3 separate regions of the Homo sapiens genome follow, and all the other regions are linked to region 1. The links are chromatin loops, found by intact Hi-C in ENCODE. Cell type or tissue: dorsolateral prefrontal cortex. All regions are shown on one strand. Links, peaks and the distances in the headings refer to the core of each region. The heading gives the core; the rest is flanking DNA.

Region 1 (10,070 bases), core at 969-8,968:
TCTACCACCAACCAGTTGTGTCATTAAGCAAGTGACTGCCCCTCTCTGAGCCTCAGTTTCCTCACCTGTGAAATGTGGGGGTCGCACTAAATGATTTATAAGCCCTCACAACCCATGAGTGATTCTCCCAGATAACTTTTGTCCAAAGCACTTGCCACTGAACAACAGAAGGTGAACAAACAGAGTCAGTATTTGTTAAACCTCAGGAAGATCGAGGCACCAGGCAAGGTGCTGGATACAAGATGAGGGTGCTGGTCTTAACTGCCAAATTTTGCTCTCGCAACAACTCGACACGTAACAAGCACAGCTGACAGTGAACTGGCATTTACCATTCACCAGGCAGTGCACTTTGGCTGGGCTATAGCATTCATTCCTCACCACAGCCCTATTCATGTGAAGGCTCTCTTATCATCCCTGTTTAAACATGAGGAAACCAAGGCTCAGCAAAATCACAAAACTTACCCAGGATGACATAGAACATGGTGACACCAGGATTCAAGGTGCAGGACACAGGCCGGGAGCAGGGCACAGACAGGGTACAGGCCTGCAGGAGGGCAGTGGTCACAGGGAGAAGGTCGGGCCAGATGGGGCATCAGCAGGAAGCACAAGCCAGGGCCACCTCGACCATTGCCTTGCCTCTCCCGCAGTGACTAACAGCAGGCCATCCGTCCGTGCTGACAGCAATGCTTCCTGCCATCCATCTCCCACTAGTTAAATTGCAATTTTATGGCCGAAATCTCTCTCATAATTGATAAAAATCTTCTTTTGATGTCAGCATTATTGGGGGGGAAATGGGTTTTTTTATTCTTCATTATGTTTTTAATACAAATGTATTTTTTATTGAGAGCTGCTGGGAAGGCAGGATGAGGCCCAGCTGGGAGGAGGCGATCCCACTCCCTGGCCCCTAGTCCTCCTGTACATGGCTTCATGGCCACCAGATCCTTCTGTTCCATTCCCAGAATATTCATTTGGTAGCCTTCTTGGGGACAGTCTGGGGAGACAAACCAGATGCCTGAACAAACAAAGGTGGTGCTCAGGACCAGGAGAAGCAAGTCTACAGACCGCCAAAGGTTTCCAGGTAGCTTTGGGCCCGTGATGCAGCCTGGGCTGCTAGAGGGTGAGCTGACCTCAGCTGGACCCTGCCAGCATGGGAGAATGGCACTCCAAGGGGCACAGCCAGGGCGCTCCAGGGGGCAGGAACCCCAGGGGCTGGTGTAGTACCTGGCACAGAGGAGGTGCTCAATAAATGCACATGAGTAAATAAGAGGAGGATGGGGAGAAGTTGGATCAGTGCTGGAAAGAAGCAAACAATATGAGAGCCTGGAGGCATCTCTCCCCTGCGGGGGCTGCAGGCACAGGTGGAGTCAGACCCCAGGGTAGGAGGGGCTCTCCTGCCCCGCTTCTGCTCTAACCACTTCCCTACTCCTAGTCCAGCCCAGGGCATGCTCAGCCCTGGATATAGCCCACACCCGGCCCCACCAGGACACTGTAAGGGAAGCTGAATCTGGCTGCCACCTTGCAAGTGAAGAGGGTTAGGTGAGTGGGTCCTAAATACAGCACAACCACCAACTCCATGACTACAGGCACCTGTGACTCCTTGTTGGCGATCTGGCCAGACTTCCACCTCCTCTCACCCCTCATCCATGGAATTAGCCCTGCCTGGAGACCAAGAGCACATACTTCAGAGTCCCTAATCCAGAGGAGAGCTGCCAAAGGGCCTTGGGAAACTGCAGCAATTAACCCTAACCAGCTGAGCTGCCCCCCAGGTAACCCCCCAAAGTGGGAGACAGAGCCCTAGAAACCCAGGCTGCCTGGGAGCCTGTGGGGATTTCTAAAAGTAGCGGGAAGAGGCTGACCAGATAGAGTGCTGGGTACTGATCAGGAAGAGGAAGAGAAAGGAGGATTATTCTAGCAAAACAGTACAGTCATGTGCCGCATAACAACATTTCGGTCAACAACGGACCACATATACAAAAGCGATCCATTATATTAATAATACCATATTTTTACTGAACCTTTTCTATGTTTAGACAGATAAATACGCACCATTGTGTTACAATTGCCTAGATTCAAGCCTCCCTCAGTCTCATATTCTGAAAAGAACAGGCTATACCATATACCCAAAGTATATTGTAGGCTGTCCCATCTAGGTTTGTGTAAGTACTCTATGATGTTCACACAGCAACAAAATCACCTAATGATGCATTTCTCAGAACATATCACCATCATTAAGCAACATATGACTGAATATGGGACAGAGAGCTGTACCAGTTATCAGAAAGCCCAGGTAAAGATGGAACTCTGCCATTTACGAGTCTCTCAGAACCCCAGTACCTGCTCATAAAAAGCACACAGCACAATACACAGAAAGAATTATTAACGTTTACTGCCCCTTGCCCTGCAGCAAGCTTGCACTAGATGCTCCACAATCATTAACTCAATCCATCCCCACAACAAGCCTAGGTGGCAGGTAGTGTTATGATTCCAATTTTAGAGATCGGGAAATGGAGGGACAGGACAGAGAGGTTAAGTAACATGCCCAAGGCCACAAAGCCAATATACCAACAGGCAGTTTGGCTCCTGTCTACCGCCAAGGCTCGCTATGAAGCTCCAGGCCGTGTGAAAGCAGACCGAGGGTACACATGTGAAATCCTGGCTGAGGGCCACATAGGGAATCATGATGGTTAATTTTACATGTCAACCTGGCTGGGCCACAGCACCCAGATACTGGGCCAAGCATTACTCTGGATGCTTCTGTGAGGGGTTTTGTTTTTGTTTTTGTTTTGATACGGGGTGTCACTCTGTCACCCAGGCTGGAGTGCAGTGGAGTGATCTTGCCTCACTGCAACCTCCACCTCCCGGGTTCAAGGGATTCTCCTGCCTCACCCTCCTGAGTAGCTGGGATTACAGGTGTGCACCACCACACTTGGCTAAATTTTGTATTTTTTTTAGTAGAGACGGAGGTTTCACCATGTTGCCCAGGCTGGTCTCGAACTCCTAACCTCAGGTGATCTGCCTGCCTCAGCCTCCCAAAGTGCTGGGATTACAGGCATAAGCCATCGCACTCAGCTGTGTGAGGGTATTTTTAGGTGACATTTACAGTTTGTTTGTTTGTTTTTTTAATTCAATTTTTTTAACTTTTTTTTTTAACAGAGATGGGGTCTCCCTATATTGCCCAGGTTTGTCTCGAACTCCTGTGCACAAGCAATCCTCCCATCTCAGCCTCCCAAAGTGCTGGGATTACAGGCATGAGCCACTGTGCCCAGCCAAGATTTACAGTTATATTAGTGGACTTTGAATAAAACAGATTACTCTCCATAGCATGAGTGGGCCTCATGCAATCAGATAAGGGTCTGAACAGAACATAGACTGACCTTCCCCAAGCAAGAAGGAATTCTGCCAGCAGGTAACCTTCAAACAGCCTTCAGACTTGAACTGCACCATCGGTTCTTCCTGGGTCTCCAGCCTGCTGGGCCACTCTGCAGATTTTGGACTTCCCAGCCTCTATAACCCACATCAGCCAATTCCTTAACATCAATCAGTCTCTCTCTCTCTCTCTAGCTCTAAATACACACACACAAGCAAACATGCATGCACAAACACACATACACACACACACACACACACACACATTCATATCCTATTGGTTCTGTTTCTCTAGAGAGCCCTGAGTTACACAGGAATGAAATCCAGCCCAGCTCTGGCCAACCTGCCATAGCCTGGAGGAAGAGATGCAAAAAGAGGGCACCTTTTACCCCCTCCCATCAAGTTCTCCATGGGACAACAGAGGTGCTGTGTGCCCCTCGCCCAGGCAGGCCTTCTCCTGCCTCATCTCTCCACTTCTGCCTTGTTCATGCTGGTCCTTGCGCCTACAGTGCCTGCTCTCTGCCTCTACCACCAACAAGTTGGATAAACAGTTTATATTCTTGGAGGAAAGGCTTCTTTATCTCTTTTCTGAACATTTGCTTAAACCTTGAGCAAACAAGACAAGCTGCCCTCCCACTGCACCCACAGGCTCTTACAAAACAACTGGATATGAATTATTCTACCCGTTGCACAACGGTACCCCTGCACCTTCTCTCTCCTTCATTCTCATTGAAACTCCAGTCAGATGGTGCATCAAGAACACAGAGCACCTGCAGCATACGCTTGTCCCTACGTACTATGGGGAGCTGTAAAATAAGTTCCCCTGGGAGGAAAGACCAGGGGGTGAAAAACTGATAAAAACAAATTTCAGAGTACAAAAGCCAAACCACACCACCCAGACACCAATATAAGCATTGCCCCTAACAGAGGTATTTCTGTGCTCCATGCCAGCAGCTGGCCTCATTTCCTTCAGTTTCTCATGGGATTTCAGAGGTGGACAGAACCTTATCTGATATAACTATATTCTAGGACAGAACTGGACCATTTCTTTTTTTTTTTCTTTTTGAGACAGAGTCTCACTCTCTTGACCAGGCTGGAGTCCAATAGCCTGATCTCAGCTCACTGCAACCTCCGCCTCCTGGGTTCAAGTGATTCTCCTGCCACAGCCTTCCAAGTAGCTTGGATGACAAGCGCCCACCACCACACCCAGCTAATTTTTCTATTTTTAGTAGAGACAGGGTTTCCCCATGTTGGCCAGGCTGGTCTCGAACTCTTGACCTCAAGTGATCCACCCACCTCAGCCTCCCAAAGTGCTGGGATTACAGGCATGAGCCACCACGCACGGCTTGGACCATTTCTTGAAATAGGCTGTAACAAGATCTGACTTGTCTGTATGTCATGGGGGCAGGTATAGATGTGTGTGTGTGTGTGTGCGTGTGTGTATGTGTGTGCATGACCAAAGATAACAGCATAGTGTGGCTGACAATTCAAAGATCATCCCTTAATTTCCACGATAACTCTATCCCCAAGCTTCCCACCCACTTCAAACCTCCCCATCTATATCTTCCTCCACTTTTCAAAGATGACCTCATCTCCCACATTACTAAATATTCAGCCTATTAGGCAAATTCCTTCAACCACCCGACCACATGCCCCACCCCACTCCGTATATCTCAGTCTCTTCGTCCTTCTTTTGATCAGGTCCCTCCCCAAGTCCTCCTCTCCCTCAGACTCACATTCTGAAAAGAACATTCTAGGCCCTTCATAATGTGACCTCAGCCCCAATCCTACAACCTCTGCTCCACTATTCACCGGCTGAACGCCACATTGTAATCAACAAGACCTCACTGTTCACCTCCATGCTTTATGCTTTCCTGTCCCTGCACCTCTGCTGAACCCAGCTTATTAATCAGTAATCACTTCCTCCAACATCCACCTCCTCCAATTCCATCCATCTCTAAGGGGCTGGGTCAGAGGCCACCTGCTTCAGAAAGCCTCCATCTGCCCAAGGCAACCTCTCTCTCCTCTGCAAGCTCGTTGGGCACTATGTGGCCATGTATTACCATGATGAGTGAACCTCCCATGACCCTGGACTGTGAGGACTGGAATGAGGTCGTACCCATCCCTGGCTACACCCAAATGTCCGGCACTGTCCTTTTTCACTAAATGCCAACCGCGTAGACCAGCAGGAGAGAGAAGGAATGAAGGAAAAGGTGCTGAAGCACAGAATCACTGGCCATCAGAGACTGCGGAGCATCAGAGAACTCCTAACTCCAATACCACGTCCTCCAACATGGAGTCAAGGGCTGAGGCACCCAGGGTGGTCAACAGCCTCGTGGCTGAGGCTATGCATGCCCATTCAGGGTGTAGAGATGTCAGCCTGCGTTCCTTCAACAGCACGAACCATGCCCAAGAGCAGAAAGACCCCCAGTCTCATCCACCTGGTCAGGGATCCCCCCACAAAGAGAAGGGCCAGGTCTTTACAACCATCCCTGACTTGCAAGCTCAGGCGCCATCTGCTGGCCAAGGTCAGCACTGCATCTGGACCCACAGCCCCAAGGGCAGTCAAGGGGACCAAGGCTGGGACCACCCCTGACCCAGTCCAGAACGAGGTCACTTTTGAGGAGGCAGAAACGACCCCACCTCCCAGAGGCTGGGCTCCTGATTGCTTCCTGGAACCTGTCTTTCAGGATATAAGCCTAACAACCAAATAAAGGAAAAAAAGTAAGTTTCTTTCTGGTAATACTAGCTGAGAAACTTCCAAGATACACACAGACACACACACAACTGCTTTTTTTCCTGCCAAACAGAAGCTGTTATGTAGGGGACGAATCACCAGCCTGGGAATTAGAGGACATGAGGTCTCATCCCATTGCTTGTCACCAGCCCTCCCTTAGCAATGTGGCCCCAGCGCACTCCCTGCCTGAGCCAATGCTATGCAAGGAGAGTGCCCCTTCGAGTGCCCTCACCTCTGCACTGATGGTGCCAGCTGATGTGCAGAAATTCTGGCTGATCCAGAAATGCATATGAACCGTGGGGTCCAGAAGTACTGCACCCTCAATCTTACCCCCACACCTATGCTGGGAATGCCCCACAGGGCCGGGCCCCACCTGCCTGCAACAGGGATGGGTCTGAGGACATAGTGACCTCTAACACTGCTGTTGACCATCCAAGCACCTCCCTCACCACACCACCGCTCTCTACAGTCTGAGCTTTAGGAGCACTTATGGAATCTCTGAGCTCAAGGTAACCTCAAAGCCTATCCGAGGACTGGGACCTAGGAAGGTGGTGAGGCATAACTGACAGCCTCTTTTAAGCCAGGGATGAAATGGAGCTTTCTGCAGAAGGTCTTAGGGCTGGCATGGAGCTGAGGATGAGTGGGGCCCACTCAAGCATCCTGGAGGCGAGACTGCTCCCCGAGAAGTGTCATGGGAGGGGCTGGAGGAGGCTGGAAATGCCAAGTGAGTGACATTACCCCGCCCTCACACCCCCACACGCACCCACCCTTCTTCCCACATGGCCCCGCTCCCCTCCCTCCACCCACACACTGGGAAAGTGTGTCACCAGGGAACAAATGCCATCTTCCAAGGGGGAGGAGGAGGAAGAGGGCAGGGAAGACAGAGTGTGTGCCTGTGGGGCCCTGGTAAGAACCCAGAGGGCTCTGAAGAAGCTCCCCAGCTGCGAGGGACACCCCTCAGAACCATGACATGGACAGTAGCCCATTTCCTCAGGGGTCTAAAGAAGCATTGTGGGGGCAGGAGCCACATGGCCACTGTGCTCAGGGCTAATCGGCAGGGGGTGGAGGGGACTGGAGAAGGGGCCCTGAAGATCAGGCGACGTCTTCCAACCCCAAACATTCTTTAGCCAGCTGGGTGGGCCACCATGACTGCTGACACTCCAAACTTCCCTCACTCCACCCTGGCTTGGGGACAGCCACTAACCTGCCCTTGTCCCACCTCCCTCCCCAGCTCTCCAGACAAGTCAGCCTCCAAGGGTTAACCTGCTGCCTCCTGCTCCTTGTTTCCACCCCCAGAGAGCTGCCACACGCCAGCAATGATGCACTTCACACTGTTATTACCGTGATTTATTTAGTTTTAATTTGGGGGTGAATCTCGTGCTGTTAGAAGCTGGGGGCCAAGAGTCTTGGCAAGAGGCAAAGCCATGAGTGGGCCAGCACTATGCCAATTCAGTCCCCTCTGCCTGGGGTCCCTCTCTCCTGACCCTGCTCCTCCCAGCTTGCAGCCTGCTCCCTGACTCCAGCCACAGTTCGGGTTTACCTTTCACTCAATGTCTCTCCCTTTGGAGGACATGTTCCTCAGTGGCAGAGGAGTCAGAGATGTTTCTATGTTCACCTGCTGTATGATCCAACCCCCGCTCCAGGCCAGGATATCACTGAGAAGTGGGACACCTTTGAATGGATGCTGCGTACCTGGGGCCAGCTCCACATTAAGGGACCAATAGTCAGTGCCAGCTCCCTGTAAAAAGGGAACCACTGGTCTTTATCAAACCTCTGCCCTACTCTCCTGGCCCTGCGCCAAGTAGCCTAACAACACTATTTCTAGTTCATCCATTGGCTCTTTAAGCAGACCCAGGGCACCTGCTAGGTACTGTTCCAGAGCTGTAAATACAGAGTAAAAGGACTGTCATGGTCTTCATCCTCAAAGACTATGACTTGCAGGGAAATCCTTAGACACAACTAATCAAGCCACAAGTTGCACAAGTGCAGGGAGCAAAGTTCTGCAGAGCCCAAAGGAGGGATAAGATCGGTCAAGGGAGGGTCACAGAAGACTTCCTAGAAGAGCTGGGGTTTGGACGGGAAACCCAGCACCTAGCACCCTGCCTGGGATTTGCTAGCTGGGTGGACAGATAGGCAGATGGCCTGAAGTCACTTGACAAGTAGAGAATGAAGCAAAGACATCAGGCAGATGGTAGACCACGGCACAAGCACTGAGGACTAAGACAACACAGTGAGTTTGAGACAGGTAGCACAATGGGACCAGAGCGTAGGGAAACAACAACCACAATAGTATAGAACACCATTACTATACAAATAATAGCTAATATTTGTTGAGCACTTGCTCTACATCAGGTACTATACTAAGCACCTTCTATTCATTATCCCGTGTAATCTGCACAGCAACCTTATGTGGTGGGCTATAGATAAGGAAAGTGAGGTGCCAAGATCAATCATTTGTGCAAGGTCCAAGCTCTTGGCTCTAGAGTCTAAACCACAGTGTCACTCTGCCCCACCAACTTACAGACAGGTAGGTTGAAACCAGATGGGATGGGGCTTCAAAGCCCTACTGAGGATAAAGCTTCAATAAGGCCTTAAACCTTCAGTAAGTGACATTTATTATTAGGTTGAACCATATGAATGATATATAGGTTTCAGGTCAATAACAGTCTCATATGAACTATTTCATATGGTTGAACTGGTATGTTTCACTGAGGGCCACTGAGATTCCTTCTAACCTCTTTGATTTCAGCACTGAGAGTGGCTGTGACATTTGGTTTTGTGTCACTGGTGGATCCCCAGCACCCTGGTCGAGGCTGCAAGAATTCAGCCGGGGCCTTTTCTGAAGCATCCCAACCAAGGCCCATCCCCCCTGCAAAGGTGGGTACCTCCTTGCCCAGATCTTCTCGGATGACCTGGCGGATCTCTTGCATGCTGCTCTGTGGAGCCTGGCTGTGCAGTACCTTCAGCGTGCTGGTGTACTCCTCTGGCAACAGGTAGTCCAGAGCCCCCAGGTGCTGGCCCACCTTGATGAAGGTGCCCCGGTTGGCACAGCAGAGCTCACAGAGACGCCTGGCAGAGCGAAGGTGCACCTGCAGGAAGACAGGCCAGGACCAGAGAGGTGTGAGTGCAGACTGTTCCCTACACCTTGTTCCCTTCACCTTCCTGCTCTGCTTGAAAACCCTCATTACCCCACAATGCCCAGGGCAGATGCATGCACACACACGCACACACACACACCTTTTCCCTTGGTGTCCAGCTTCCTGGTACACGGGGCAGTCAACTCCAACCTCATACAGAGGCCGCCCTTCAAACACGGCCCAGTGCTTCCTATCTCCTCCTCTTCATCAAAACTTACCTAGTCTGGGTCCCACTCCCTAGAAATAAGCATTCAAGGCTTTTAACCAAGTCTAACCTACTAATGACTCATTCAAGGGACACAGAGTTAAAGTATTTGCCACCCACCCCTCAGACATACCAATTATGCTTTGTTTGTTTGGATTGCTACGTTTTATAAAACATGGTCATATGTATGGTATCTTTTAATCTTCACAGCACCTCAGGGAAGCAAGTTTTGGTATCTTTAAAGAAGATAAACTCCGTCGTTTTGTTGCTAAGGAAATCACTAGGCCAGGCGCGGTGGCTCACGCTTGTAATCCCAACACTTTGGGAGGCCAAGGCAGGTGGATCATGAGGTCAGGAGTTCAAGACCAGCCTGGCCAAGATGGTGAAACCCCATATCTACTAAAAATACAAAAAAAAAATTATCCAGGCATGGTGGCGGGCACCTGTAATCCCAGCTACTTGGGAGGCTAAGGCAGAGAATTGCTTGAACCCAGGAGGCGGAGGTTGCAGTGAGCCGAGATCATACCACTGCACTCTAGCCTGGGCAACAGAGCGAGACTCTGTCTCAAAAAAGAAAGAAAGAAATCACTAATAAATATCAAAGGAAGGTCTAGAAAACACTCCA
Region 2 (10,070 bases), core at 1,286-9,285, 130 kb before region 1:
TAGCATGAGGAGCACTAGTCTTTATATTTTGAATTATTATTTTTAATGTACAAATCATAGTTGTGTACATTTATGAGATACAATGTGCTATTTTGATATATTTATACATTGTGGCATGATTGAATCAAGGTGATTAACATATTCATCATCTCACTTTTTTTTTTTCTTTTGAGATGGGGGTTTCACTTTGTCACCCAGGCTGGAGTGCAGTGGCACAATCTCGGCTCACTGCAACCTCCGCCTCCCAGGCTCAAGCAATCCTCCCACCTCAGCCTCCCGAGTAGCTGGGACCACAGACATGCGCCACCATACCCGGCTACTTTTTATATTTTTGGTACAGACAGAATTTCACCATGTTGCCCAGGCTGGTCTCGAACTCCTGAGCTCAAGTGATCCACCTGCCTCTGCCTCTCAAAGAGCTGGGATTACAGGTGTGAGCCACCATGCCCAGCCACCCCTGTTTATTAAAGCCACCGTGAACTGGTAAGTTTGTTCCTCCTTGCCCTAATTATTCGTAAGTGAAATAGGTACCTATGTTGTAGCTGTGATTAGAGCATTAAATGAGATAGTCAGAGGGCCTTCTGGACAAAGGCTCGAAAGTTTTTCTAGTTTCTCTGCAAAGTCCTTTTTTTTGGAGACGGAGTCTCACTCTGTCACCCAGGTTGGAGTGCAGTGGCGTGATCTTGGCTCACTGCAACCTCCACCTCCTGGGTTCAAGCGGTTCTCCTGACTCAGCCTCCCAAATAGCTGGGACTACAGGCATGTGCCACCACACCTGGTTAATTTTTATACTTTTGGTAGAGACAGAGTTTCAACATGTTGGCCAGGCTGGTCTCGAACTCCTGATCTCAAGTGATCCACCCACCTCAGCCTCCCAAAGTGCTAAGATTACAGCCCTGAGCCACCACACCCAGCCTTCACCACACTTCTTTTTGTGATGATCGTTGCACGAACCCATTTATGTGTTAAAAATAGAACGGTGCACACACAAAAGATCAACTTTACCATGTATTAATTTAACCTATGAGACAAACAAGTTTTATCAACTCAAAGCTAAGAATGCATGGCCTTGTAGCCCCTGTCTTTTTTTTTTTTTTTTTTTTTTTTTTTTTTGAAATGGAGTCTCACTCTGTTTCCCAGCCTGGAGTGCAGTGGCACACTCTCGGCTCACTGCAACCTGTCTCCTGGGCTCAAGTGATTCTCCTGCCTCAGCCTCCTGAGTAGCTGGGATTACAGGTGCACACCACCATGCCTGGCTAAGTTTTGTATATTTAGTAGAGCTGGGCTTTCGCCATGTTAGCCAGGCTAGTATTGAACTCCTAACCTCAGGTGATCTGCCCAGCTCGGCCTTCCAAAGTGCTGGGAGTACAGGCATGAGCCACCATGCCCAGCCATAGCCCCTGTCTTTATTATCCTTGCAAAAGGCCTGCAAGGTCCATCAGGTTATGGGCTGTTACCACACAGCAAGCTCCAGGGTTCAGACAATGATTGGAATAATTTTAGAAAATAAATTAATTGGAAGGTGATTCTTGGCATTAAAAAAAAATGATTTGTCACTTAGCCAAAGGTTCCCTTTGCATAGAGAACTAGCTAGTCCCCCTGAGAGCATAATGGCAGACTTAATGGTAAAGAAATCAAAAACTGTCCCTGTCCCTGTCCCTGTCCCTGTCCCTCTCCCTCTCCCCACAGTCTCCCTCTGATGCCGAGCCGAAGCTGGACCGTACTGCTGCCATCTCAGCTCACTGCAACCTCCCTGCCTGATTCTCCTGCCTCAGCCTGCTGAGTGCCTGCGATTGCAGGCGCGCGCCGCCACGCCTGACTGGTTTTCGTATTTTTTTTGGTGGAGACGGGGTTTCGCTGTGTTGGCCGGGCTGGTCTCCAGCTCCTAACCGCGAGTGATCCGCCAGCCTCGGCCTCCCGAGGTGCTGGGATTGCAGACAGAGTCTCGTTCACTCAGTGCTCAATGGTGCCCAGGCTGGAGTGCAGTGGCGTGATCTCGGCTCGCTACAACCTCCACCTCCCAGCCGCCTGCCTTGGCCTCCCAAAGTGCTGAGATTGCAGCCTCTGCCCGGCCGCCACCCCGTCTGGGAAGTGAGGAGCGTCTCTGCCTGGCCGCCCATCGTCTGGGATGTGTGGAGCCCCTCTGCGTGGCTGCCCAGTCTGGAAAGTGAGGAGCGTCTCTGCCCGCTCGCCATCCCATCTAGGAAGTGAGGAGCACCTCTTCCCGGCCGCCATCCCATCTAGGAAGTGAGGAGCGTCTCTGCCCGGCTGCCCATCATCTGGGATGTGGGGAGCGCCTCTGCCCGGCCGCGACCCCGTCTGGGAGGTGAGGAGCGTCTCTGCCCAGCCGCCCCGTCTGAGAAGTGAGGAGACCCTCTGCCTGGCAACCACCCCGTCTGAGAAGTGAGGAGCCCCTCCGCCCGGCAGCCGCCCCGTCTGAGAAGTGAGGAGCGTCTCCACCCGGCAGCCACCCCGTCCGGGAGGGAGGTGGGGGTCAGCCCCCACCAGGCCAGCCGCCCCGTCCGGGAGGGAGGTGGGGGGGGTCAGCCCCCCACCCAGCCAGCCGCCCCGTCCGGGAGGTGAGGGGCGCCTCTGCCCTGCCGCCCCTACTGGGAAGTGAGGAGCCCCTCTGCCCGGCCACCACCCCGTCTGGGAGGTGTACCCAACAGCTCATTGAGAACGGGCCATGATGACAATGGCGGTTTTGTGGAATAGAAAGGTGGGAAAGGTGGGGAAAAGATTGAGAAATCGGATGGTTGCCCTGTCTGTGTAGAAAGAAGTAGACATGGGAGACTTTTCATTTTGTTCTGTACTAAGAAAAATTCTTTTGCCTTGGGATCCTGTTGATCTGTGACCTTACCCCCAACCCTGTGCTCTCTGAAACCTGTGCTGTGTCCACTCAGGGTTAAATGGATTAAGGGCGGTGCAAGATGTGCTTTGTTAAACAGATGCTTGAAGGCAGCATGCTGGTTAAGAGTCATCACCACTCCCTAATCTCAAGTACCCAGGGACACAAACACTGCGGAAGGCCGCAGGGTCCTCTGCCTAGGAAAACCAGAGACCTTTGTTCACTTGTTTATCTGCTGACCTTCCCACGCTATTGTCCTATGACCCTGCCAAATCCCCCCCTCTGCGAGAAACACCCAAGAATTATCAATAAAAAAAAAAAAAAAAAAAAAAAAAGAATTGGTAGAAACTGGTTGCCTCCAAGAACTCAATGGCTGGAAAGTTATGGCGGCAGGAAGACTTTTTGCTGTATATTCTTTTGTGCCTTATGAATAATAAACCATGATAATATATTGCTTAAAAATAAAATATTTTATAATGTAAATTGAAAAAAAAGAAATCAAAAACTAAAACAATGGGAGCTTCTGCTTAATGAACTCAAGCTAAAATGATGCCATCCACAGTTCTAAAATTAGAAGATAAAGCAATAAGAAAACAAAATAAAATTTATCAAAATTTCAGGTCTACAGATTTTAAAATCCAGTTATTATCTACAGGATGTATTCAATAGATACTTGACCCAGCGGAAAGCACATGTGTGGTAGATGGAAAATCATCCAGCTAAGGCCTGAATTGCCTTCTCCCCAAAACAGAAAGAGAAAAGTGGAGTGACCCAGCTCCTCGGTTCCTTTTCCCCAGTCTCTCTCTTTCATCATTATTCCCAGGGAGCAGATCTCACAAATCTATGTCAAGACTGCAGAGAGGCCAGACATGGTGGCTCACGCCTGTAATCCCCACACTTTGGGAGGCCGAGGTGGGTGGATCACTTGAGGTCAGGAGTTCGAGACTAGCCTAGCCAACACAGTGAAACCCCACCTCTAATAAAAACACAAAAATGAGCCAGGCGTGGTGGGACATGCCTGTAGTCCCAGCTACTCGGGAAGCTGAGGCAGGAGAATCACTTGAACCCAGGAGGTGGAGGTTGCAGTGAACTGAGATCACACCATTGCACTCCAGCCTGGACGACAGAGTGAGACTCTGTCTCAAAAAAAATAAAGAAATTAAAAAAAAAAAAAAAGTCTTTGCAGAGAGAAACTAGAGAAACTTTCAGGTCTTTGTCCAGAAGGGCCTCTGACAATCTCATTTAATGCTCTAATCACAGCCACAACATAGGTACCTGTATCATTTAGGAATAATTTGGGCTATGAGGAACAAACTTACCAGTTCACACTGGCTTTAATAAATAGGTGTGGCTGGCATGGTGGCTCACACCTGTAATCCCAGCTCTTCGGGAGGCCGAGGCAGGCAAATCGCTTGAGCTCAGGAGTTCAAGACTAGCCTGGGCAACTTGGCAAAACCCCATATCTACCAAAAATACAAAAAAATTAACCAAAGGTGGTGGCACATGCCTGTAGTCCCAGCTACTTGGGAGGCTGATGTGGGTTTGAGTCCAGGAGGTGGAGGTTGCAGTGAGCCAAGATCGTGCCATTGCATTCCAGCCTGGGCAACAGAATGAGACCCAGTCTCAAAAGATTAATTAATTAAACAGAGGTCCATTCTTCTCACATAAAACATAGGCAGTCAATGGCTTTGTTTCAGCTGCCCTACAAAGGCAGGAGTATGGACAGGTGTCCCAACATTCTCTTGGTCTCTTGGTGATAAACTCAGCAAAGTTTCCCGGTAGGCAGCAGGGGGCAACCTAAGCAGAGAGACTCTTCTCACCCTCTGACTTCACATCAAGAAGGAGACTGGGGTCAGACAAAGCAAAAAGATACTCCTTGTCCTTCTTCTCTTACCAGGAGGGGAATCTTTCCCAGAACCACCTCGGAAAATTTCCTTTTTCATCTCATTGGCCAGAAATTATCACAGGATCACTCCTGGACCAGGAATGGAGCCCACGTCCCCCAGAAACTGTGGGAAGTGATATCTGAGCAAAACTGATCATCTGTTGCCAAGGAACACAGGAGCCAATAAACAGTGTCTGCCATGGTGTCGTTATTATTTCCTCCTTTTGACAGATGGGAAAACTGTGGCTTAGAAAGGACAAGTGACAAGGTCACCCAGCTGGTAAGCACTGAAGCCAGGATTCAAACCCAAAACTGTGTGACTGCCATGCCTGCACTCTGAATCTCTATGTGACAGTGCTTCTTTGGGATGAGGTTGAGGCTGTGATCAATCCCTTCATCCCCAGAACAGCAAGCCAGGAGGGCTAGCGGAGACTGTCATCAGTTGTTCTAGAGAGACAAGAACAACAGCCACACTGTGGATCAGTGTCTGGGGTGGCCTGCACCTGCTTCTCCTGACACAGATAGTACATCTGTGAAAGCTCTGTCTTCCTGTGGTTCCACCTGTCTGGGCCTCTTCCCACTGCAGAGCTGGGTAAAGAAGCTGGGCTGGAAAATTCTGCCCCTCTGGCTCGCTCCCTAACCCAGCCACCCTGGGCTGCTTCCTTGACCCTGTTGTGTGGGTTCTTCTCCCTGCTGATTTCTGCAGGGACCCTGACACCCAAAATAATACAAAAGGCGCCCTATATGACTCTACTGCTAACATATTTTCCCCTAAAGTGAAGGCGGCAGATGACATTTCAATGAGAAAATAAATTAGCAGGTAATAAATTTTCCATTCTTTCTCTGTGTTCCTACTGGGCCTTGAAATTAGCAAGAACCAACTGTCACATTAATTTCACTGTTGGGGCCAGCACTAAGGGTGACATCATAGTGCCCCTTGGGACCAGGATTCATTTGCCTGGGTTAGAGGTAGGCAAGGCTGAAGCCCTAACATGGGCCAGGTGAAGAAAGGGAAGCGGATACTCTTCATGAGCAAGTCCCATACAAAGTCCTTTGTGATTTGTTTCTGGGTTTCTGAAAAGGAAGGTGTTAGGTCTCTGAAAAGTTAAAAAAAATATAATGGTTTGGGCTGTGGGGGCAAGAACAGATTTCCAACACTTTGGTCCTGTTACTAAACACACTGCTTGTACCACCATTCCTCTTTCAGGAGGCCTTGTGGGGAAAGAACATCTTGTTGTATCTAAGTGATGGTTTCTGTGTTCCTAGAGAATTTCTGCAACATTATTGAGTGAGACCATCTTGGCGGACAGGAAAGGATTAGCAAGTCCTCGGATTACTTGAGCAATAAAGATATATTGCCATGGGCCTTTTCATTTAGAACTCAGTCTTGGTCAATATCAACATCTTAACGGCAAGTCAAATAAATCGCAGTATCAACCACAGTGGAAGTGTCAATGCCTGCTGCCAGCAACTTAGTTTATGGTGAATCAAGACCTCGAATGAGGCTTTAAATTTGCTGATGCTTTTTTCTGTGGGGTTTGTCGCGGCTCACCCAGCCAGATCGATTCGATGTGTCGTGCTGGGGTGGAGGAAAAGGTTTGTGGCTCTTAGAGTATTAGCAAGTTCATTTCACGCTGATGCAGCGACAGAGGCCGGGGAAGGTTTACAGAAGCCGCATTCATCAAGCCAGCTGGTCACCCACGACCTCCCTCGGGCTTGGAACAGAGAGGCAGAGAAGGGAGGGGACTGCGGCTGGCAATTCACAGAGAACACTGTAGCTTTCTTTGGCAGTGGGGGCAGGCAGTGAAGAGGGGACAGGATTTGGAGGCTCGGATGGCTCCCTTAGGACTGCCGTGGGATGTTTTCACAGCCTGCAGAGAGGAGCCAGATGTGGGCAGTGGCCTCGTTCACTTCAGCCTTCAGGAGCTATTTGGGGCTAAGGGCTTCTCCTTTCCCAGAGAGTTTGTGGCAGATTGACTACAAAAATGGCCCTAATCTTTCATCCCTCCCACAGCATTTGCAATGTGACTTGATAGTTCCTCTCATCAAGGGGTTCAGCCTATTACCCTGTTCTTTGAATCTAGGCTGCCTTGTCATTTACTTTGACCAATAGAATGCAGCAGAAGTGACAGCATGTCAGTTCCAAGCCAAGGCCTTGAGACCTTTGCCCACCTCTCTCTCTCTCTCATACACACACTCGCTCACTAGCTCCCCTTGCCTCCATCATAAGAACAAAAGCAACTAGACTTCTGGAGTATGAGCTAGCATGTGGAAAAGATCTGAATCACCCCAGCTGAGGTCATCCTAGACCAATCAGCCTCTGGCCAACCTGCCAACTGACCACAGATGCATGAGCAAGCCCAGCTGAGACCAGCTGAGCCCAGCCCAGATCTGCAGAAAGGGCTAGCCAGTCCATAAACCTGTGAGCCATGATAAATAATTATTGTTTTAAGTCAGTGAGGTTTGGGGGATAGTTTTCTATTGAGCGTTCTTGTGGCAATAGATAACTAATACAGAGTTCATCAGATTGTTTTCGTAACCAGAGCCATTCCCCTGGACTTTAGGGTTTCTGATTCTTTGAGGACCAAAATTCTACCAGCTGGCACTAAAAGCCTGAAGCTTGTATACACATGTGAGAAAAGCAACCCACAAGACCAGTCCGTCCCTTCCCCAAATAGACTGCCAGCAAAAAGGCTGCTGTCGTCATTCACATTCGCTCAGTTTAATTTCTTCTTAGGGATAAAGGTCATGATTTCCAAGACAACCAGCCAGCTTTAGTTCCAGGACTCTGGACAACACCACCTTTTTTTTTTTTTTTTTTCTGTAATGGATGGGCAAATGTCCATCTGGCCTCCACCTCCCCACTCTGCCTCTGAGTCACTGAACCGTTTGGATTAAGTGGCAGGGGCCAGCCATTTCAAGCCAAAAACATAAGTGTATCTGTCTTAGTTTTCTGTCACTGTCATAACAAACTACCACAAACTTGGTGGCTTAAACAACACGAATTTATTATCTAAGTGTTCTACGGATCAGAAGTCTAACCTGGGTCTCATTGGGCTGAAATCCAGGTGTCACCAGGGCTGCATTCCTTTCTGGAGGCTCCAGGGGAAAATCTGTTTCCCTGTCTTTCCAGCTTCCAGAGGCTGCCCTTCTTCCTTGGCTCATGACCTGTTTCCTTCATTGCCAAAGCCTGCAACAGTGGATCAAGTTCTTCTCACATCACATCTATCTGACCTATTGTTCTGCCTCGGCTGTTCCACTTTTAAGGACTTAGGTGATTAAATTGGACCCAATTGGATAATCCCAGATAATCTCACCATCTCAAAGTCCTTAACCTTAATCACATCTGCAAAATCTAATTTTCTATGTAAAGTAACATATTCACAGGTTCCAGGGATTAGGACATGGATATTTTTTGGGGGGTCCATTATCCTGACGACCACAATATTATTGAATCTTTGTATAACAAGAATTGAGAGAAAGGAAAGCTGTTCCTTTCTTGGACATCTCCATGGAATTGATGGGCCTACACCTGGAATTCTATAAAATGGGCTCATGTTGGAAAAGACAGGAGGGATGGAAATGAACCAGGGTCAATAAGACCCCATAATTCATCCACAAAGTTGCAAGGTTTCTCTCCCTCCATAAGATGGTGATCTTACTACTAAGGAAGCAGGATTTGGCTATCAGTTCAAAGGCAGGATTAGATAGCTTTAGTCCAGAAGAAACACAGCTCTTCATGATGCCATACCCCTGCATAGAACTTCCAGAAGTTGGTGATACCCTTTGTGGCAATTTCAGGGGGACCAATCAGGAGCCATGTTAGACTCTACAACCAACAAGGTTCTATCCTGGTTTACTGAATTCGGGCACTAATTGCTGACAGGGTACAGAGATAATCCTAAAGACATTCTGCCCTCAAAGCATTTATAGGCTAGAGCATTATGCAAAACAGATACATAAATAAATGACTATTTACAATTTTAGAAGGAGAAAAGCACAAAAAAAATACAGATAAATTGTGACAGAAATTCAGAGCAGGAAAAGATGGAAAAGGTAAAGAGTGGCTAGTGAGAGGAGGAGGAATAAAGAAGAATCTGAAAGGCCAGGCATGGTGGCTCACACCTGTAATCCCAACATTTTGGGAGGCCAAGGCAGGAGAGTCCCTTGATCCCAAGAGTTTGAGACCAGCCTGGGCAACAGAGTGGGACCCTGTCCCAATTTAAAAAAAAAAAAAAAGAAGAAGAAGAAGAATCTGAGAAGGCTTTTTGAAAGAATTCAATGAAGCATAAAACAAATTTAAGTGCTGAATTTTATGGTTTAAGCCAGGGCAGATAGTAAATATTTTAGGCTTTGCAGTTTATATGATCTCTGCTGCAACTATTCAACTCTTCTGTTGTAATGCAAAGGCAGCCAAAGACAATATGTAAATATGTGAGCATGGCTGTGTTCCAATAAAACTTTATTTATAAAAATAAGCACTGAGTCAGATTTGGCCCACAGGCTATAGTTACTGATCCCTGTTTTAAGCCATGATGTAGCACCCAGTGAAAGCTAGCATAATCATGAACAGATTTATAAACGATACAGTGCTTTGGTTAAGCTTTGATGAAAAAACAGAACTGGAATATGCAGCAAGAACAATCATAAAAAAGGTGCAATTAACAATTTGTGTGAGATATTAAAGAGACCAGGCCCTTAAGAGTTTCAAATGGAGAATTTTGGAAGGGGAAAATGCTTGAAGTAGAACTAGTTTGAGTAGGGTGGTTTTATGGAAAGCTTTGATAGATAAATAAGAAGTTTAGGCTAAGACAATGCGAATTAGGCAGACACTGAGAGTTTTTCAACTAGAAAATGATGGCATGCAAATATTTTTCAAATCACTAAATTCAAGAATTGGCCTCTGGGGCCATGAAGCATGCAAAACAAGGGTGCTGAGGCCTTTCCTCACAATCCAGGAGATACAAAAGGTGAATTTTTTTTTTTTTTTGAGACGGAGTCTCACTCTGTCCCCCAGGCTGGGGTGCAGTGGCACGATCTTGGCTCACTGCAACCTCTGCTTCCCGGGTTCAAGCAGTTCTCTGCCTCAGCCTCCCCAGTAGCTGGGATTACAGGCACCCGCAACCACGCCTGGCTAATTTTTGTCTTTTTAGTAGAGACAGTATTTCTAGTTTCACCATCTTGGCCAGGCTAGTCTTGAACTCCTGACCTCGTGATCCACCCAACTTGGCCTCCCAAAGTGCTGGGATTACAAGCGTGAGCCACCACGCCCAGCCAGGTGAAATTCAAAGTTAAAAATTTGCCCGTTTGCCCGGGCGTGGTGGCTCATGCCTGTAA
Region 3 (10,070 bases), core at 1,083-9,082, 700 kb before region 1:
ACAGAGAACAGAAATGCCAGAGGCTGCCAAGACAGTGAGGCCAACATCACAGGATAAGCCCAACTGGGACTGTCTGCTGCTGGGACTGTCCCCACAGGGCCCAGCGGGGCTGCTGTCCCCACCCCTGCCACCATCAGAGAGGATTTCTCCTCCCAGACACTGAGCCTGGCTTCTGTGGCTCACTGAGACTGAGGAAAGTGAGACTAGACTTTGGGGGCCTCAGTCATGGAATGAGGGCCCTGTCTCCCTTTTAGACTCATACGGGTAAACTTCCAAATGCAGAAAGGGGGCTCAACTACTGGGCGGCTTTAAAAAGTCACCAATGCAATCACTTAATCAAATTGTAAATTACGCTTTGTCTGCCTGTCTCTCAGAACATGGTGAGCACAGCAAGGGACATTCACCTCTGTTCCCTCACACTCAACATAGCCCTTGACCAGACTGAGAAGACTGTCTCCTTTTGCCAGGATTCTGTGAGATAGAATACTTCCTGGGGGCTGCTGGAGAACTGCTTGGCCACCCAGAATTGCATAATGGGCTTATTCTTAGGACTTGAACTTAGAACCAGAATTAACCTGCAGAAGTTCCTGTATTTCCCATCTGAGCTTTAAGCTGAACCTGAAAAGCATGACAGCTCAAAAACACTCCAAACAGGTTGGCTTACTCCATCTGGGCTTCTATAACTAAGTACCATAGACTGGGTGGCTTATAAACAATAGAAATTTATTTCTCACAGTACTGCATTCTGGAAGTCTAAGATTATGGTGCCAGCATGGTCAGCTTCTGGTGATAGCCCTCTTCTGTACTGCAGACTTCTTACTTCTCATTGTATCCTGACATGGCAGAAAGAGGGTGAGGGAACTCTCTGGGGTCCTTTTTCTAAGGGCATGGATTTCATTCTAAGGACCTCACCCTTATGATCTAATTACCTCCCAAAGGCTCTATCTCCTAATATCACATTGGCAGTTAGGGCTTCCACATGTGAATTTTGGGGAGACACAAACATTCCATTGCATAGACAGATTGGCACCAAGAAAAAATTATTTCATTTTATACAGCACACATTATCCCCATTTTCAAATGAGGAAATTTTCACATGTGGAAATGGAGAACAGGCCCTTATTCTCCAGGCCAGTGCCACTGCCAGTGTGGCCCCTGGATATCAACATCTCTTGAGCAACTGTTAGAACTGCAGTTTCCGGGTGCAAGCCCGTAGTCGCAGCTACTCAGGAGGCTGAGGCAGGAGGATCGCTTGAGTCTAGGAGTTCTGGACACTTTGGGAGGCCGAGGCGGGTAGATCACTTGAGATCAGGAGTTTGAGACCAGCCTGGCCAGCATGGTCAAACCCCATCTCTACTAAAAATACAAAAATTAGCTGGGTGTGGGGGCGGGTGCCTGTAGTCTCAGCTACTTGAAGGCTGAAGCAGAATTGCTTGAACCCAGAAGGTGGAGGTTGCAGTGAGCTGAGATTGTGCCACTGCACTCCAGCCTGGGTGACAGAGGGAGACTCCATCTCAAAAAAAAATAAAAGGCGGCCGGACGCGGTGGCTCACCCCTGTAATCCCAGCACTTTGGGAGGCCGAGATGGGTGGATCACGAGGTCAGGAGATTGAGACCACCCTTGCTAACATGGTGAAACCCCGTCTCTACTAAAAATACAAAAAATTAGCTGGGCGTGGTAGTGGGCACCTGTAGTCCCAGCTACTCAGAAGGCTGAGGCAGGAGAATGGCGTGAACCCGGGAGGCGGAGCTTGCAGTGAGCCGAGACCACGCTGCTGCACTCCAGCCTGGGTGACAGAATGAGACTCTGTCTCAAAAAATAAAGAAAAGGCCGGGCACAGTGGCTCATGCCTGCAATCCCAGCACTTTGGGAGGCCGAGGCGGGAAGATCACCTGAGATCAGGAGATCGAGACCATCCTGGCTAACACGGTGAAACCCCATCTCTACTAAAAATACAAAAAATTAGCCAGGCGTGGTGGCTGGCGCCTGTAGTCCCAGCTACTCAGGAGGCTGAGGCAGAAGAATGGTGTGAACCTGGGAGGCAGAGCTGGCAGTGAGCCAAGACCGCGCCACTGCACTCCAGCCTGGGTGACAGAATGAGACCCTGTCTCAAAAAAAAAAAAAAAAAAAAAAAACCTGCAAAGTCATATTTCCCACCACAGACCTGCTGAATCAGATTCTCTGGGGAAGAGCACAGCTATCTACCAGTGTTTCTGGTAGAAGCTCTGCCAGTGTTTCTCATGCCCACTAAAGTTTAAGAACCACTACCCTATAGCAGTGTCTCCAGATGTTGTGGTATGTTTTCCCTGGAGGGTGTGACACATTTGCCACATGATGAACTTTAGGAAAAAATATTTAGCTCTTAGATATTCATTTCAATATGCAGTCAGTAAAAAACCTGGCTAACACATTGAACCCAGGATTTCAAAGACATATTGCTTGTAAGATGATGCCAAATCTACTTAAGTCAAACAAGATAATCGGTGTAAAGAAAATCAATACTGTTGTAGGGAGTTATGGTGAAAATAGTGAACCTGATACATAAATTACCAAAGTCTGGGATACCTGGTATACCTCCAGTTCCAGCTATAAACTGGATATCTCAATCTGTTCAGGTGGCTACAACAAAATGCCATAAACTGGGTAGCTTATAAACAACAAAAATTTGTATCTGACAATTCTGGGGGCTTGGAAGTCCAAGATTAAGGTGCTGGAAGATTTGGCATCAGGTGAGGGCTACCTCCTGGTTCATAGATGGTGGCTTCTAGTTCTTCTTCTGTCTTTCCATGGTGGAAGGGGTGAACAAGCTCCCTTGGGCCTATTTTATAAGAGCACTAATCCCAAAGCACTCATGACTTACTAACCTCCCAAAAGGCCCCCCTCCTAATACCATCACATTGGTGATTACGTTTCAACATGTAAATCTGAGGGAGGGACACAGACATTCGGCACTGAAGATCAGAACATGAGCCCCACTTCCAACTGAGCTCCCCTACCAGCATCCACTGCTCTCTCCAAAATCCCCTCTACCCGATACCTCAATTTAACCTCAGAACCTCTGTCCATGGCTTTCAATGCTAAATAAAACTGAGAAGGAGAGGGATGTGTAGTTCTATCTTCTCTGATAGAATAAGATCATGAAAACCCTGAATGAAAGGAATGATGGAGATGGAAACACGATGAAAGTGGAAAAGGGCTCAGGATTGGAAAGCTGCAGGCAACGAAGATGAATTCTGCCATCTTCTCCAGTTATAAGTCCCAGTGTCACTCACCATATTCCTGTGCACTTAGAGGCCAAAGACCTCCACGTTGGCAAGATTAAAATGAGAAGGGGTAGTCAGGGCTGACATCATAATTTTTCTACTACTAATAATAATAATGTTTATTTACTATTATTATTATTCATAATAAAGCCATTTAAACCCCACTCGATAAGAGGTTTAACAAGCCCATTAAGAACAGGAAACCTATTTCCTGCCTGGCGTTGTTTACACATATAACTAGGAGACACTCACTGGCTGGGGGAGCCCCATTAGCTTTAACCAAGAGTCTTGGCAGGAGCTCATGGAAGAAAATAAATCCCTCAAGCAGAATTACATGTGGTCAGTGAGGTCATCGCTCTTGTTTGGCTGGGCTGCACTCTAGGCTGAAGATCCAGAGATGGAGCAGGGCGACCCCACAGCCATGCTGGAGATAGGCACCCTCTTGTCCTTCTCTCATCCAAAGCCAGCTGAGCACAGTTTACTGGCACAGCCAGCTCTGGGGAAAGTTGAGAAGTGGTGAAGCCAGTTTATTATCTACCTTTCTATGTACTCTTGCCCATTAATGGGCAATATTCCCCACTCCCATCTGGCTTTGCATATTTTTCTGCTGCTTCCTGGTTGCTCAGAATCCCCATTCTATGATGGTTCCTTTAGAGCCAAGAGACTTCCAGGCCCATCCTGCAGCCCCTTCAAGACCCAACTTCTTTTGGTCACCTTCCCTTGAGAAAGAATTGTGTCCTGTAACTAAAGCCATCCATCATATTTAAGGGTCATCCATGGTGGAGTCTCCATACATCATGTCTGACCCAGGTAAAGAGGAGCCAGGAGGCTCCTCTCCCAGGGATGTTCCTCTTGAACAGAGAACTCTGAGGATTCAAGCAATCCTTCCCTAATAGATTCCAAAGTCCTGCCCCCACCTGAAACCACTAGGGAAACACTGTGGTGCAAGGGTTTTCTGAATTGTCCTTCCTTCCTCTGGGCCAAATCACACACTAGCCACAGACTGTGGACTTGGTCTGCATTAAGCTGGTCCCTGGTAGAGCTTAGCACTTTCCACACCGAGTAAAGCTTTCTTCCCAGCAGAGGGCAGCAACGGTCAGAGGCTGGAGCCACTGGTGCGCAGCCATCTCAGAGGGACTCGATAAAATGGGAGGAAAGAAACCAGAGGGAGGAGGAAGGAAGGAAGGTGGGGGCTCGGGGCAAGCACGCAGAGCTCGCTGCTCCTTCACCTTCCACCCTGGTAGGGTCTGGCTCTGTGGCCAGGGCTCCCCATAACCTAACGCTTTCTGGTTGGCCTGTCTCACCCAGCACCGCCAGCTTGGAAGGCTTTGGGTTATTAATCTAGCCCACCCAGCCCCAGCACACTTAAACCTCTTAGCTTTCCCTTACTCAGCTGCTGATGCCACATGGAAAACTTGAAGGAAAAGAAAAGGGGGAGAGAAAAAAAAAAAAACCAACATTTTAGTCTGGGGTAGTTCTGCTTCCATAGCAGATATTTTTTTGCATCCACTTCCTTTCAGCAGGAGCGACATTTACATGAAAACAGAGCTGAGGACAGTAGCCTCCCTGGACCTGAAGTCACCATTTGGCCCTTCTGGGCTGCTGCCAATGCCAGCAGCAGTGTGAGATCATCGGGGGCACCTGTTTTTAGAGAGTCTTTTTTTTGGCCGGCGTTGGGGGCGGGGTGGGAGAGCCGGCATGAGCTTAACACAGGCTCTCAGGACAAGTATGATCAGGAAGTTGGGCACAATTGATCAACCAAAAAAGCAACACGGTTTCATTGAGGCAGAGCTGCCAGTGTGGGGAGGAAGCAAAATCATAACGTTCAGAAATGTTAAAGGGATAGAATCTGTGGAAATCTGAAGTGTTCAAAGAATGACCAGGGTCAAATTTTTGCCAATACTTCACCTCCCGTCTTCTCTGACTCAATTGTTGCTGCCAACCTTTCAGATGTGATTGCTAGGCTATAATACTTTTTCCAGCTTTCATCTATCTGAGAACCAGAATTCCAGCCATGATGAATCCCCAATGCCTCTGCCAGTCTTCTGTAATGTACAGAGGCCTCTATCTACACATAGTGCAGGGCTACATGCAGAACAAACCCCCAAGAAATAGTTGTTGCCTGCCTAATTCCTGACATTCATACAGTGTTTTGCAATATTCAAAGTACTTTTACGTTTATTATCACACTGGCACCTCATAGCAACCTTATAAGGTAGACAGCCATTATTAAATCCATTTTACAAATGGGGAAATTGAGGCATAGAGAGATTAACTAGTAAATGGCAGAGACAGAACAAACTCTTGTGGGATTCTATTCCTGTCTGCTTATGGACTTGAACTTGAAAACACAGCCTGCTGTTCTAATCCCCTTCACCCAATGATCAAGACACCTTGATTTTCAAAGCACTGGATGTGCCAAACCCCAGATGCTTTAAAAATTCTCTCACACTGGAAAAGCTCTCTACCTGAACCTTCAGTTTTAGGGTTCAGTGTGGAGAAAGAGCTTCTGAGAAATCCTGGTGGTAGAGCTCTGTTTACAGGGGAAACAGGAAATTGAAAGGCCTTGTTTTAGGTAAGTTTGTGAATTCCAAATTGAATAGATTGGCACCAAAAGGCAGGCTTCTTAGGATCCTTGCTTTCATTTACTCCTTGATCTATCTACTTAATAAATGAATATTAACTGAGCATCTTCAATGTTCAAGGAACTATCTTAGAATCAAAGGGATAGGAAAAACACACAGGGCACAGTTATCCCTATCAGGTGCTTATAATGTAGTTGTATAGACAACATATGGTCATACAAAATAGCATAAGATAGTATATACCAAGTGCCAAATGAGTGCTGCTGCTGCTGAGCACTTTAGAAATTCAGAGAGGGAACGGCACTGAGTGCGCTGAGGAGGTCAGAAAAGGCTCAGTGGAGGACATGGAACATAATCTGATCCCTGAGCAGGAATCAAAAATATGAAGACAAGATCTAGTGGAAGGGTTCTAAATATAGGGGAGAATACTGACTGAGACCCCCACCATATGTCAAGTACTGTGGTAGGCCTGCACAAGGTTTGGGATGATAGGCAAAACCTACCATGGCGGCCGTGAAGACAACAGCCTAGGGAAACAGTAGATAAGGATATAAAGATTAGTAGGAGATGGAGCTGGAAAATGCAGACCAGATCGAAGGACCTTCATTACCAGGCCAAGGACTTGATTCCAAGAAGGAAAGGTACAATACATAAGTTTCTAACCCATATACCTCCTAGAGAGGAGGCCGGGGTGTTCCATCAGGACCTACAATGTCCCATAGGTGAGGAGTAAGCAGTGGTGCCTGGTAAATTTCTAAACAAACAGAGATTCTGGCTTCATGCAAACATTCTCAGGACAAAGGAAGAAACAGGTAATGGGTGAAGTAGGAGCCCAGTCAGAGCCCAGTCCTACCTAGAGATAGTTAAATAGACATTCTGAGGAGCATTTGTGAGCCTCCAGTGAAGAAGATGTGTGAGGTTGCTCTTGACAGAGCCAAACACTATAACCTTCACACTGAGGCGGGAATAGGAGGAGGGGGACAAAAGAGGGCGGAGACAAAAGATGTTCACTTTAAGTCAGCCAGTTATTGGCATCAAAGCCAGAATTCACCTCCTCTCTCCATTATTATTGTGCTTTATTATTATTATAAGGGAGAAATTGCTATTCACTAGGATTTTTTCCCCCTAAGTATTTTAAATGCTGCTGTAACAGTAAATATCACCTCTGGCATATTTGTCCTGGAAGAAAAGAGTATAATTTGGAATACCTAATTGAAATGTGCTACAGGAGATAAGGCAGCTGCAGAGACTGACATTTAAAGGTAGGAGACACCACGGAAGACATGAAATATTACTGTTGCTGCCTCAAAGCCAAAAGCCACTTTCACAGAATGGAAACATCTTCCAGTTCTGCTTCCTCCTTCTGGGTCCCCCATGATCCCATTCCTCAGACTCACTGCTATAGGGTTCCAGTCATCCCTGCTCTTCCTTTAGAACCCCAACCTGCTTGCATTGAGAATGCTGAAGGGCAGGCAAAAGAGAATGATCTCATCCTAGTTCTCTTTTGCTCTTATGTACCCATCTCAAAATCCTAGGTCTTATTTCTTGATAAATCATTTACATGAAGGTGGATGGGCTAGACACAAAAGGAAAGGAAGAGATCTGTCAGTGCATCTCAGTAGGTCTCATTAAAAAGCTGTTTTATGCCACTGTCGCAGAAACATAGTAAAAGACTAGAGGTTACCTGTGCTTAACGCCCAGCAAGCCCTGCCCATTGATAACTGGACACAGTTACTTTCTAGGGGATGGATCTAGGTAAGAGCTAACTCACTGCTTATTCCCTTCACCCATACACCAGAATAAGGACAACTTGCCAACCAACCATCAGACCTACTGCAATTCAGATTAACCACGTTTTTCATCAAACCTATTTCCGTTATCATTTCTCTATCCATCAAGGTAGCTTGTCTCCAAAGATAGCCCCCCAATAAACCATGACTCCTAATATTTCCCTTTGTGTAGTCCCCTAATCGATGAATATTGGAGAGCCCTTTGCCTTGCTTTTGATCAACAAAATATAGCAAAAGTGACAATGAATGACTCCTGAAGCTAGGTCATAAGAAATTTTATTTTTTCTGCCTGGTTTTCTAAGAATAGTTTTTCTTCAGATAGCCCTTCTTGGAACCCAGTTGCCATCCTGTGAGAAGCCTTGGTCACATGGAGAGATCATGCATAGGTTCTCTCTGGCTGAGTTATCTCATCAACTGCCAGCTATTTATGTGAATGAGGTACCTTGGATGTCCCATCTCATCCAGACACCAAATGATTGCAGCCTCAACTGAAGTCACATAAAGTGGAAAAACACTCAACTGATTACAGTTATTTCTTAACTAGAAAAATTACTTAGGATCGTTAAGGCCATATCTTATTTACACTCTTTGTTAGACAAAATGGCTTTCAAGAGTCTTAAGGATTTTCCTCTAGCACAAATTTCTATTATGGTTATCTATCACTTTATATTTTTAAGAAAACTATTCCAAAATATAGTGGCTTAAAACAATGTTATTTCTCATGGTGCTATGAGTTGGCTGGGGTCAATTGAGTGGTTTAATCTTGGAACCTCTCATGTGGTTACAGTCCATTGTAGCCTGGGCAGGATGTGCAAGCTGGTTTCTTCATTCCCATGCCTGGGACCTCCTGGGCCTCTTTCTTGCCTCATGGGTTATCTCTTTCCCCAAGGCCTCTCCACCACACTTGGGCTTCTCACAGTGTGGTCATTTTTTGGTAGTCACATTACTTACATGGCAACTGGCTTCTAAGAGTCAGAAAACAGAAGCTGCCAAGCCAGTTAAGGGCTATTTCCAGAGCTGCCTCACTGCCTCAGCACTTTTTTTTTTTTTTTTTTTTTTTTTGAGATATAAGTCTCACTCTGTCACCAGGCTGGAGTGCAGTGGCGCGATCTTGGGTCACTGAAACCTCCGCCTTCTGGGTTCAAGCGATTCCTCTGCCTCAGCCTCCTGAGTAGCCGGGACTACAGGGGTGTGCCACCACACCTGACTAATTTTTGTATTTTTAGTAAAGACTGGGTTTCATCATGTTGGCCAGGATGTTCTCAATCTCCTGACCTCATGATCCACCCACCTCGGCCTCCCAAAGTGCTGGGATTACAGGCGTGAGACATCGTGCCCCACCTGCCTCAGCGTTAAACCACCATATTTTATTGATCGAAGCCATCATAGGGCCTATCCACATTCAAGAGGGTAGAGAGAGAGTCTACCTCTTAATCTTGATGACAGAATGTCAAGGATACATTGCAGAAGAGTGCATGGGATGGGAAATATTATTGTGACTTTCTTTGAAAAATACAATCCATCACAACGTACTACTGTTTTCCTATTTTAAACTCCTATGCCTCCTTGGAGTAGAGAAACCCACATGAGGCTTATAATGAGTCAAAGGTATAGTATGATTGTCAGAAACGTTAATTGCCAAAATAACAAATCCAAAGCAAGGAAAACCAACAGGTCTTCTGGCCTCTACACTGATGAGACCAGGTATGAAAGAACATTTTCATGACTGAGTGCTGAATTTAAGAGGAGCCGATGACAAATTGGAGTATGTTCCAGGAAGAGTGTTCGAGGTAGAGTAGGACTGAAAATCATATCATTTTGGAAGTATATGCTTTCCTATACTGCCCTGTTTGAAGGAGATGTGTGGGCAAGATTCCCATCTTAGTTCCTCATTTTCCCCTCTGTGTCCCCTATGGCATAAACCTGTAGACTTCCAAGCTGTATAATTTGGATTCACTGGCCAAAATCTCCTCTGAGATACTTACATTTTTAAGAGTCTATGGTCTCTTCTCTTCAAGGGCATGTATATGGTGCTGAGTGTATGTAATTTTCTGAGATCTATCAAAGTATCACCATTTTCTCATGCCCAATGAAACTGTGGTATATGTTATTCATATTCTCTGTCATTTCCAGTCCTCTTTTCTCTCTGAGAAGACAGAAAAATTACAGTTCTCTACAAAGTTATAGGTAAGCATGATCATGTGACCTGCTTTGGCCAATGAAAATGGTAAGAACATTTAAGAGACAATTTATTTCTTGTTCTTTCTCTGCTGTAGAAAACCCTAAAGACTCATGTCGAGATGGTCACATCAAAAAGCAGCCAAGCTTCTGAGCGTATAGGTCCCTGAACGTCCAAGATAAGCATAGCCCCACTGTTACCCAGTGTTAAACATGTAATATGAATAAGAAGTAAAGCTATGCTGTTCTAAGT

What was found. Hi-C counts contacts between places; a loop is a spot of excess contacts. Peaks named below come from ENCODE experiments on the same cell type or tissue, not always from the same donor. Only the 100,000 strongest peaks of a DNase experiment are listed, where the experiment ranks them.
Region 2: it touches region 1 in a loop (4-fold over the local background); 20 of 110 quality-filtered maps call a loop at or near these places.
Region 3: it touches region 1 in a loop (4-fold over the local background); 71 of 110 quality-filtered maps call a loop at or near these places.

What each region holds. Positions count from the first base shown.
Region 1 is chr14:77,858,198-77,868,267 of GRCh38, reverse strand. ADCK1 (aarF domain containing kinase 1) reads right to left here. Exons shown (of 11, transcript NM_020421.4): 4 at 8,989-9,192. Among named protein-coding and RNA genes, the nearest start is that of ADCK1, 63 kb to the right of the region's middle. RefSeq lists an enhancer at 5,628-5,827. In dorsolateral prefrontal cortex, for the core only: CTCF peaks have their summits at 5,684 and 5,883 (motif pointing left); DNase peaks (open chromatin) are centred at 5,887 and 7,887.
Region 2 is chr14:77,986,131-77,996,200 of GRCh38, reverse strand. No RefSeq gene overlaps it. Among named protein-coding and RNA genes, the nearest start is that of NRXN3, 180 kb to the left of the region's middle. RefSeq lists an enhancer at 1,968-2,587. In dorsolateral prefrontal cortex, for the core only: a CTCF peak has its summit at 4,613 (motif pointing right); DNase peaks (open chromatin) are centred at 6,450 and 7,070; H3K4me3 peaks cover 938 bases; H3K27ac peaks cover 6,223 bases.
Region 3 is chr14:78,561,028-78,571,097 of GRCh38, reverse strand. The region is part of intron 4 of NRXN3 (neurexin 3); the gene reads right to left. Among named protein-coding and RNA genes, the nearest start is that of NRXN3-AS2, 140 kb to the left of the region's middle. In dorsolateral prefrontal cortex, for the core only: a CTCF peak has its summit at 4,353 (motif pointing right); a DNase peak (open chromatin) is centred at 4,357; H3K4me3 peaks cover 928 bases; H3K27ac peaks cover 967 bases.